2 separate regions of the Mus musculus genome follow, and region 2 is linked to region 1. A link is a loop called in an ENCODE intact Hi-C map of the cell type or tissue named here. Cell type or tissue: left cerebral cortex. All regions are shown on one strand. Links, peaks and the distances in the headings refer to the core of each region. The heading gives the core; the rest is flanking DNA. Region 1 has its middle 14 kb from the start of Gm15524. Region 2 holds the start of Slc25a21 (solute carrier family 25 (mitochondrial oxodicarboxylate carrier), member 21).

Region 1 (5,378 bases), core at 150-5,149:
AGGGAAAGCCCTGTGTGACTCAGGGCTTTCCCTCATGACTTGTCTTTGGCCATCAAAAGATTTTTTTTTCCACGTAAATGAGGACATTGTTCTTCGAGACGGATGAGAAGTGGAGATGTAAGCTCAGAATCGGAATTAGCCAATTATGAGCACGGACAGAGTGTACTCTGCCAATCACCGTTATGTTCATCTTCCTTCCTCTCTCTCCCAACTCCCTTCTCCTCCTGCTCCTCCCCTCTTCTTTCTCTGTGAGGGTAAGAGGATGCTCCAGAGTGCGTGAGTGTGTACATGCGCATGTATGGCTGCGGACTATATGCATGCAGTGCCCTGGAGGCCAGACGAGGGCATTGGATCCCCTAGAATCATGGTTGGTTGTGAGCCTCCATATGAGTGCTGAGAATCTAACCTGGGTCCTCTGCAAGAACAAGTGTTCTTAACCACTACACCATAAAAGAAAAAAAATAATAAAAAAGGAAAGGGACATGACTGGTCGTGGGTGTGGCAGAGAAGAAAAGAAGGTTTATTATAGATACGTGCTGGAGCATAGCCAGAGGCAGGGGACATCTGGTAGAGTCCAGAGTGGACGTGACCATGAGCCATGTGAAGCAGGAAGGGACTAAAGGATGCAGAGAGAACCTTGTAGCAAGCAAGTCTGATCTGACATCTTAAATAGGCACCTTGGCCATTTCTCCCAGGTTTGAAACCTAACATGGGGCATGTGTAGAAGTCAGAGGACAGTTTGTGGAATTTGCTTTTCTCCTTCAACTATGTGGGTCCTGGGTATTGAACTCAGGCCATAAGGCTTAATGGCGTGTGCTCTTACCTCCAGAGCCATCCTACCTGTCCCATGAAGGCAATATTGTGTTAACCAAGTGGTCCAGCTTGTCTATGAAGCCATGATCTTCCTTGTCACTGTGTTCTCCAGCATCCAACACAGTACCCAACACACTTTAGGGTCTTAATACAAGTACTATGAATATGAGTGTGTCTTTCTGAACTAATGAAAATGGGAATTTGAACCTTTTTGGCCAAAGCTTAAAACAGACAATCAGTGCTTCTCACGTTAACCAATACCCAAGAGAGTCAGCTTATAGAGATTTATTTTTGCGCTCAGGTCTCCATGGTCAGTTGGCAGCAGGTCATGGTGAGCATGGCATAGTGGAGTATGGCTGGTCACCTGATGGCTGGAGAGTAAAAGACAGTAATAGAAGGAGGATGAGACCAGGGTCTCAAAATTTCCTTCAAGAGTTTCTCTTCTAAGTCCTAAAACTCCCACAAAGTCCCACCTCTAAGATTTTCCACTGTTTCTCACTACTGTGAAGCTGGAGAGCAAGCCTCCAACACAAGGGCCTTTGTGGGTCATTTAAGATTCAAACTCCACGGGTTAGCAAGGTCTTCATAGGCCAGGATAGGATGAAAGAATGAGTTTAACAAAAAAATAACCCATAGAGGGGCTAGCTTTTGTATCCCACCAGGAGATTCTATCTTCCCAGCTACTTCTGCTGATTTGTTAAAGGACTATTTATTTATTTATTTATTTATTTATTTAATGTATAAGTGAGTTAGCCAGGCAGGACTCTCAGTGGATGGATAAGGGCACCAACCCATCTACAAATCCTTTGACCCAAAATGTGTCCTGCCTGCAAGAAGGCAGGAAGAAAGATGGAGCAGACTGAGGGAGTGGCCAACCAATGACAAGTCCAACCTGAGACACATCCCATGGGCAAGCACCAATTCCTCACACTATTAGTGATACTCTGTTATGCTTGCAGACTGGAGCCTAACATAACACTCCTCTGAGAGGCTCCACCAAGCAGCTGACAGAAACAGATGCAGAGGCAGACCTTCAGGGAAATAGTAGATAGAACTCAGGGAGTCTTGTGGAAGAGTTGGGGAAAGGATTGAGGGACCTGGAGGGAATAGGGAATCCACAAGTAAACCAAAAGAATCAACTAACCTGCACCCTTGGGGGCTCCCAGAGATTGAACCACCAACCAAAGAACAGACACCGGCTGGACCTAGGCCTCCTCACATATGTAACAGATATGTCACATATTCACATATGTCACATACGTCTTCATGTGAGTTCCCAACAGTGGGGAGTAGGGCTTACCCTGACTCTGTTGCCTGCCTGTGGATCCTGTTCTAACTGGACTGCTTTGTCTGGTCTCACTGGGAGAGGATGTGCCTAGCCCTGCAGAAACTTGATGTCCCAGGGTCAGTTGGTACCCAGGGGGCCGTCCCCCTTCTTAGAAGAGAAAGGGAGAGGGGAGGGTTGGAAGATGAGGGAGGGCTGAAAGTGAATAAATAAATGGGGGGAGATTTATTTATTTAATGTATGAGTGTTCTATCTGGGTGTATACCTTCATGCCAGAGAGGGCATCAGATCCCATTACAGATGGTTGTGAGCCACCGACCATGTGGTTGCTGGGAATTGAACTTAGAACCTCTAGGAAGAGCAGCCAGCACTCTTAACGCTGAGCCATCTCTCCAGCCCTCTGCTGATTTTTATAATGGTACTTAGGAAGAAAACAAATCCTACCCTTCCAGAACAGGAATCCTTAGCAGAAGCTCAACTTCAATATGAGGCAGTGTGGAAGCCAGAGAAAGCAACTCTGGCCATGGGGTATCTGTGAGCAGAGATGGGCTGTAATTATTAGCAGGTACATAATTTTGAAAACGGTTCTTTCTGTATTTCTGGAGAGGCTACACATTTTGTTAGTGTCTGCCTTCCTCCCATCACACACTCAATTTATTGTTTAGGACATTGTTTCAAGAAACATTATACCGTTTTTGCAGAGGGAAACTTTTCTCCCAAGAGGTGGAGAGCTAGGTTCCTCTCTGAGGAGGAAGTGAAGAGATTTCAGGCACTTGCCCTAACTCCTGAAACCTGCCTTAAGAGGGGAGTGAGCCTTCTCCGTTTGTGGATCCTTGAGAGAGAGAGGGAGAGAGAGAGAGAGAGAGAGAGAGAGAGAGAGAGAGAGAGAGAGAGAGAGAGAAGAGAATCCTACATTTCCAGAAAGTTTTTTTCTTCGTCTGCCTTTCCTCCCAGTGTGGAGTAGAACCTGAGGTGGGGGCGGGCGGGCGGCGGTGGATATTGGCAACTCATTGCGGGTATGGGAGATTCCTCTCAACCTTCAGTTTGATTTAATCAGTTTACACTAGGTAATTCTTCGCAGCAGGCTAAGGCTACCTGCGAGCTGCGATGGAGCAGGTTTCCTCGGGAGATGGCGCCACAGCCCACTCCCTCAGTCAGCCGCCCGCAGCTCAAAGCCCCTGCCGGCCCGGCCAGGATCTCAGCCACGGGATCTCAGCCACGCAGCTTCGCTTGCTCTGTAGAGTTTGACCTATAGGCATCTCAGAATCTAGCGAGTGCCCATCACTCAGCGGTCTTCCAGCCTGCACCTGTGCGTCCTTGTCCTGATGCTCCAGCCGCTAGTGTCCCCGGCGCTGGCTGTTGGGCTGCGGCGGCTCGTGGTACCGCGACCTCAGTAGGGACTGGACCGGTGACCTGAGGGGTGATTGTGAGCCGGCCACAGACTGCCCCTAGGTAACCAGCAAACTTAAGGACTGTTAGAATTGGGGTTAAGGCCTTGGTGGTCTGCGTGGGTCCCGCGTGCTCAGCACCGGACCAGGAGCACGGGGCAACGAGAGGTTCTGGTCCTCCAGAGGTGGCAGATGGGTCCGAGGCCAGGTCCCAAGTCTGAGGACTCAGACTCACAGCGGGGGAAGCACAATGAGCGCTGATTCAGAGTGACTTTGGAAGGAGCAGATGCGGAGTGCAAAGGAGTGTCCAGCAGTCCGGGAGGGGGCGATGTTCACCACGCTCTTCTGGAGAGCTACTGCAAAGTGGGGGTAGCTAAGGATAGTGTTTAAATGGGAAATATAAACATCTGAAACAGAGGTCCTTCTTACACGGGGAGACTGGCCTGCTGCAAGGAGGTTCTCATACTCAAATCCCAAGATGACACAAGTGTACTCCCGCCTATCTCCAGCTTCCTCTCTCCTCCATTTACCACTTTGAAAACACACACACACACACACACACACACACACACACACACACACACACACACACACGTTGCAACACTTCATTGACAGAGTAGCCGGAGAGTAGACGACTGAAGTTCCTATCAGATCGTTTGCTCCCTCCGTTAGTCTCTTTCTTCCTTTCCACAGTGATTTGACTATAGATGAAGAAGCATCCGCAGGATAGGATTCTGATCGGAGCCCGAGTCTGAGGGCTTGCTCTGTGGAGTCACTGAGGTCTTGGGACCCTGGAAAGTCTTCTTTAGAATGTGTTAGAAAACAACGTGCAAAAAACAGAGCCTAAGTCAACATTCACCAGCTCCTAACCAACCAACCTCCCAACCCACGTCCCCCTGCAACTCCGCCCTCTACCTCTTTCAGCTAAATTCAAGTAAGAAAGGAATGTAAGTCCTCCAGAATTGTTAAGATTCTCTGATGTCATTAAGAGCCTCAAATACTGTAGTTCATCTTTGAGACCATTATGGTACTTAAACACACAATTATTTAATGACAGCCCTTATGTATATGACATACCATTCAAACACATGCTTCTGTAACAAGCTATCAACTTTCCTTCAAGACTGTCATTTATATTATTAAAATTGTCCTATTTTAAGAGCAGGCTTGATGGCCTGTAATCCAGGTACTAGGGAGGCAGTGACAGAGAGTGAAATGGTGGGGTGGGGATCCAAGACCTCTAGCACCCCCTTACCTATATGGCTATCCAGGACTAGATGGTGAGACCCATTTTCAAACAACAAGGAAAGCTAATTTAAATTTTTCAAATTCTCATTACATAATTTTGAAAAATTGCCTGTATGCAGCAATTTAACCCTAAGTGAATAATTTTCACGAAGTTCCTGAGTTGCCAACCTGACCTGAAGAAGATGAGAGACCTGAAGACTTTTCAACCTTAAAAAAAAAAAGTCTTTATGGCTGGGGTGAAAAGGAGCTGGTGAGCTAAGCCAACGGGGCAGTCTGCCTTTACTGCGTGCAAAAGCATTCAGACACATGGCGACCCTTTCGCAATAAAACTTTATTGATGATCGTTTGAAAGTTATAGCAACTCCAAGGTTATAAAACTTGCCATAAAATACCAAGCAGTCATTAGTTTACCTGACCTCATTTCAATATAAACTTCCACAAAACATTTTATTTTGTTCCTTCCTATAAGTGGAGAAAGGAACTAGAGGAGGCTAAACACAGCAGCCTTTGATTGAGGACCCAAAATTTGCAATTTGACACCCTGACCTTTGTGTCCACAAATAAACAATGAGATCTATGCTCTGTTCTTACCTGTAGATATGATGGCGAGGATGCTAACTGCACCTATGGCTTAGCTCCAACCA
Region 2 (5,378 bases), core at 86-5,085, 510 kb after region 1:
TATTTCAACAGAGAGAGGGAAAAGCAAGAGGCACACATGCCAGGCATTGGAAATAAAAGTGCAGACAGCTTATTTAACAGAATCAAATGAAATATAAAGGTTGGACGGTATTCCTGGAAGCCAACACAAGGGTACATCATAGAGGCTACACAATCCATTCTCTTCCCACCTCCATGCCCACTCTCATCCACAGTGAAAGCCAAAAACATTTTACTTGCAATCCTCTGCCATATGAATTGTGCCCTCTCACTCTGGGGAGTGCTTTTGCTCAAAGATCTAACACAGTACTTTTAAAATAAAAATACAAGCCAATAACCTGAAGCCTACCTAGAATGTAGATTCAGTACAGTCAGTCATACTTGGAAGCCTGAAGTCCAACATTTTAAACAAATTTCTAGATGCCACTATATATTTCTTCTTTGTTTATTGCTTTTCGTTTGTCTATGGGAGGACTTTTTTTCTTTTTATTCATTTTTTTTTTCCTTTTTAGAGTCTCATTATATAGACCAGGCTGGCCTGGAATTCAACTGAGAATTAATTGCCTGCCTCTGCTTCCCAAGTGTTGGGATTAAAGGTGCTGCTTGCAGGAGCTGGAACATGGTTCCCTTGTTCTCTTACATCACTAGCTTCCTCTTTTCCAACTCCTTCAATGCCAAAGCTTGGCTGTCCTGGATCTTGCTCTGTAAATTGACCTTGAACTCAGAGATCTTCATGTCTGTCTCCAGGTGTGTACCACCCTTCCTGGATCTAAATTTAGCTGGGTAGGGTCTTGCCAAGGCCACCAATCCATTAATTCAATTTAATATCCTTGAACACAGGATCCAGCTCCATTTCACTGCCTGATGCCCCTATATATACTATATATCTTATATTCCTCCTTTCTAAGCTTGCTATGCTTATTCAAAACATAGTTGTCACTAGTAGCAAGCTCTATCTATTCTGCAAGGTCTAACTATAATGGCAAACCATAACAGAGGTTTTAGATATATGCTATTAGATGCATGTTAACAACTGCTAAGCATACCTTCAATTTTTAAATGCAAATATTGGGGGCTGGTGAGATGGATCAGTGGGTAAGAGCACTGACTGTTCTTCTGAAAGTCCTGAATTCAAATCCCAGCAACCATGTGGTGGCTCACAACCATTCTTATTGAGATCTGATGCCCTCTTCTGGGGTGTCTAAAGGCAGCTACGATGTACTTTATTAATAATAATAAATAAATCTTTGGGCCAGAGCAAGCAGGGACTGAGCAAGTGGGGCTGACCAGAGAGAGGGAGCAGAGGTCCTCAATTCAATTCCAACAACCGGGTGAAGGCTCACAACTATCTGTATAGCTACAGTGTATACTCATATACATAAAATAAATAAATCTTTAAAAAATAAATGCAAATATCGCAAGCCCTCTTGTAATAAAAGAGTGATGTATTATAATATACATATATAATCCTTTCATGGTGTATCTACTATTTTTTCCTGCTTTTCTTTGAGAATCTTCAAGCTGTTTGTACCACCCATCCAATGGGGATAGGCTATTATTGTTAATTGATAGAGGTGGGTTCCTATTTGGGTAAATTTGAGTCTATTACTAGGATTTTGAACTAAAAATAAAAATGTAAGTTCCCCCACCCCTGTCCCCAGGAAGATCATTCAAGAGCATGAATACTTGGAAGCTGTTGGAAACCAAATTCTAATACATGGAAGGAAAACCACAAAGCAACAGTTAATTGTGAGAGAGAAAACAAAAAACAAAAACCTTCTCCAGTCCCTAAGAGCACATAGTGAAATATCTCTGTCAAATTGGCACCCTTACCCCCTTGTACATCTCCACAGAAGGCAGTTGGCATGGCACACCAGGCTGCTTGGCAGAATGCCAAAGAGATTTCTCTTTGTCAAAGGAAGATAAGGGCTAGAGAAATAATTCAGTGGTTCAGATCTTTCGGAGAACCAAACTTCCATTCCTACTTGGTGTCTCACAGCTGTCTGTAACTCTAGTTCCAGAGGTTCTATCACCCTCTTGTGGCCTCCCTGGGGACTAGACACACACAGTCCTGCCTTGAGGGACACTGACATAGACAGGATGAAGAGACGTTGCATCCTGCTTTCTAGTTGAGTGTTCTAATTGCTCAATGGAATGAATGACACTAGACCCCGAATACCATGAGACACTTTTATCTTTCCGACAAACCACTCCCATTTCTTTACTTTTTTTCCTTAAGAGAACTTTCTTTTAGAGGCCTTTGCAACCTGAAGACCATTATAATTCACAGAAAGAGACATGTTAGCACCAGTAATCAGAAGTCTAGTATTAGAGATCCAAATACACCCGAGTTTTAAAAAAACTCTACTTTTTCTTTCTGGCCCTTGCTCTAGTAAGTCTAATAGGTTCAGCCTACATTACTACAGTTTCAATAAATTTAATTTTTATTAATATGCTTTTAAAGGCCAAGTAGAAGAAAATATGACCGCAAGGTGATGAAAGTATTTATTATCCTTCTTACCTATCAACAGTGCCACAATGTAAACTATATGAATCGACCAGCCAATTTTAAATTTATCTTATAAATGGCTTAACATTTAGCTATGCTAACTGATTAATTCCATTTACATTAATAATGATACACGAGCCCGGCATGGTGGCACACGCCTTTAATCCCAGCACTCGGGAGGCAGAGGCAGGTAGATTTCTGATTTCGAGGCCAGCCTGGTCTACAAAGTGAGTTCCGGGACAGCCAGGGCAATACAGAGAAACCCTGTCTCGAAAAACCAAAATAAATAAATAAATAAATAAATAAATAAATAATAATAATAATGATGATGATGATGATGATGATGATGATGATACATGATGGCATAAATGCATCTGTGCCAAATATTTATCCAGAAATATGCAGCATAAACAGGATTAGAGTCTGATTTATTTTTTAACAGTCTTTGAGTATAACTGTGACTATACATGTTGTGATTATACAAACCAACAGAGATACCTGTAAGTCACTGGGCACAGCCTGGGATGTTAAGCAACTTTGCTTTCCCTATGGTCAAGCATATATATATATATATATATATATATATATATATATATATATATATATTTCATTTTCATAACTGTATCTTGTTAAAGTACGCAAATTATGTGACATATCTGGATGCTTTTGATACCCCAGAGATGCAGCTAGTTCATGACATAAAACTACTCAGAGTTTGAAGCACTCCATTATTTAAAAGTTCATATTTTCTTGAAAGTAAATGTTACTAAGTATATATTGAGTATCTTTTAGTCAACTTTAATACTATTTCATTGTTATAATAATTTATTAAAATAACAAAACTTATGAACTGTTACAGCCTAATATTAAAAATATTAAAAATTAGGCATACGCATAATTTAATGGCGAGCAACTTCTTCCAAGTTGCACAGTAATTATTACCAAGCTGGCTTTAACAGATCTTTTTGTAAAGTCTCTCCCACATCATAGCTCTCCACAGATTAATGTGAGTCCATTACATCAAAGGTGTTTACATTTGTTAGCACGAGCGTTTAATTTTAATATATTTATGGCGTGCATAGATCCCCAAGAAGCGCAGTAAAAAGAATCCCTGCGAAGAGAGCTATGCTAAGATCCTCTTTAGCTTGGGCCTTGGAAGAAACTTGCTAAGAAACTTAAGTAAGACCGAACTGGAACTGAATCCTTTTTTGTGTAAAATAGCTGTCAAAGCGAAGAAAAGGACGGGAGGGGGAAGCTTTCTCAAAGTCACAGTAAGTTTCAGGGACTGGCGAATCCTTTCATGCTCCATTCTAGGAACAGAGAACCCCCGGGGACCCTAGAGCAGAGCAGCTAGTGGGGACTGCACCCAAAAGAGCCGCCGCCGGCTGCTCGGCTCTTCGCAGAGGAGTCAGAGTAGAAGATTTAGGAGGACGCACTCGCACACAAAACTTCGGTTGGAAGGCGAGCCTGGGGGACAGTTGTCGGGTGGTGCGGCGGAGGAGCGGCGGGCGCGCGGGGAGCGAGCGGACAGCCTTACCTGCAGACCCTCCGGCCGCGACCTGCCTGGAGGTCTCGTGCAGTAAGCTGACGTTGGAGGCCGACATCTTCGCGACCAGGGGACCGGGTGACCAAGTTGCCCGAGCGAGCTCCTCTGAAGGCCGCCGCCGATGGAGACCGGGCCCCGTCGGTCCTGGGGCTGAACTCTTCCCGGTGTGGCTGCGATCCAGCTAAAGGCGGCGGTTCGGGCACCGAGTCGCCGCGAGGTTGGCGGAGGGGGTCCGAACTTGCCCAGCGCTGCCTAAGGCTGCCCTTTCCACCGGGGCACCGGAGGGGGAACACTGACAACTGGGGGCTGGGTAGACTTGACCTAGCTCGGTGGGTCAGGCTCGAGCTTCAAGATAGGGGCTTATGAATTTGCCTATCGAGACCTACTGCGGAGTTTGTTTAGCTGGCTGCTTATCTAAGGGCTGCCTTAGCTAGCTGCGACTGTGATGTAGCCGCGGGTGACCCTTGCCCTCCAGGCAGGCTAAAATACGGTACTATTCAAAAGAAGGGATAGTGAGGAAATTCCTCCAAGTTAGTCAACCAGAAATTGAAGGCCACAGCAACTAGATCAGAGCAGATCTGACTTACAAAGTGCAGTAACTGTGCGGGGGAAGTGGTTTTGGACTTTTATTTCATGCATAATAAACTGAGTTTTACTTACTGAAAACCATAAAGGACTTGTTATTCAAGTGTCCTGTGCCCAGTTCACAGGGTCACCACGCTGCGCACAATATGACAGACTTGTCAGAAAGCCGAGTTCTTTGGGCTTAGGGCCTAGAAACCTGTTTTAAGCAGTTCTCTGTTAGGAACAGTAGGTAGACATGAAAGAGGAGCACCAATAACCTGCTTATTTCTTTCTACAAAATGTGGAATTAACTCACACTAGCTCTTTAGAATCACTGACAAAACAAAAGTACCAGTTAGTGCCTGTTAGTGAACCACAAGGTGCAAACTGCAGTATAAGAGAAACACAGGAGTCAGATATTTAGAACGCTCACCACACCCCTGACAGGCCGGAGATGATAAGAGAAAGTACTGTGGAAACCCCGCTGCTGTTATTTCTAAAACGTAGTGTTTAATGCATATATTCTGGGCCATATAAACTGCCGTTGTTCTCTGTCAAAAACATGGGTATGTGCAATTTAAAATAATACAATGTCAAATCAAATATACGAAATGAATACTTATATCTTATTTTCATTCTTTGAGCTATTAAATGTCGGTGGTAGTGAGCTGGGGAGATGGCTCAGTCAGTAAAGTGCTTGCCATGCAAGCCTAAGGACCAAAATCCAGTTTCCCTGCACATGTAAGACAGTATTAGTCTGGGTCTGTAATCCTAGCGCTGA

What was found. Hi-C counts contacts between places; a loop is a spot of excess contacts. Peaks named below come from ENCODE experiments on the same cell type or tissue, not always from the same donor. Only the 100,000 strongest peaks of a DNase experiment are listed, where the experiment ranks them.
Region 2: a loop joins it to region 1, with 3 times the contacts of the local background. A loop is called at or near these places in 29 of 42 quality-filtered maps.

What each region holds. Positions count from the first base shown.
Region 1 is chr12:56,677,927-56,683,304 of GRCm38, forward strand. No RefSeq gene overlaps it. Among named protein-coding and RNA genes, the nearest start is that of Gm15524, 14 kb to the right of the region's middle. In left cerebral cortex, for the core only: CTCF peaks have their summits at 3,234 and 3,820 (motif pointing right); no DNase peak of the experiment used is centred there.
Region 2 is chr12:57,192,849-57,198,226 of GRCm38, forward strand. Slc25a21 (solute carrier family 25 (mitochondrial oxodicarboxylate carrier), member 21) reads right to left here and starts at 4,624. Exons shown (of 10, transcript NM_172577.3): 1 at 4,025-4,624. The coding sequence starts at 4,091. In left cerebral cortex, for the core only: a CTCF peak has its summit at 2,012 (motif pointing left); DNase peaks (open chromatin) are centred at 1,940, 3,936 and 4,285; H3K4me3 peaks cover 931 bases.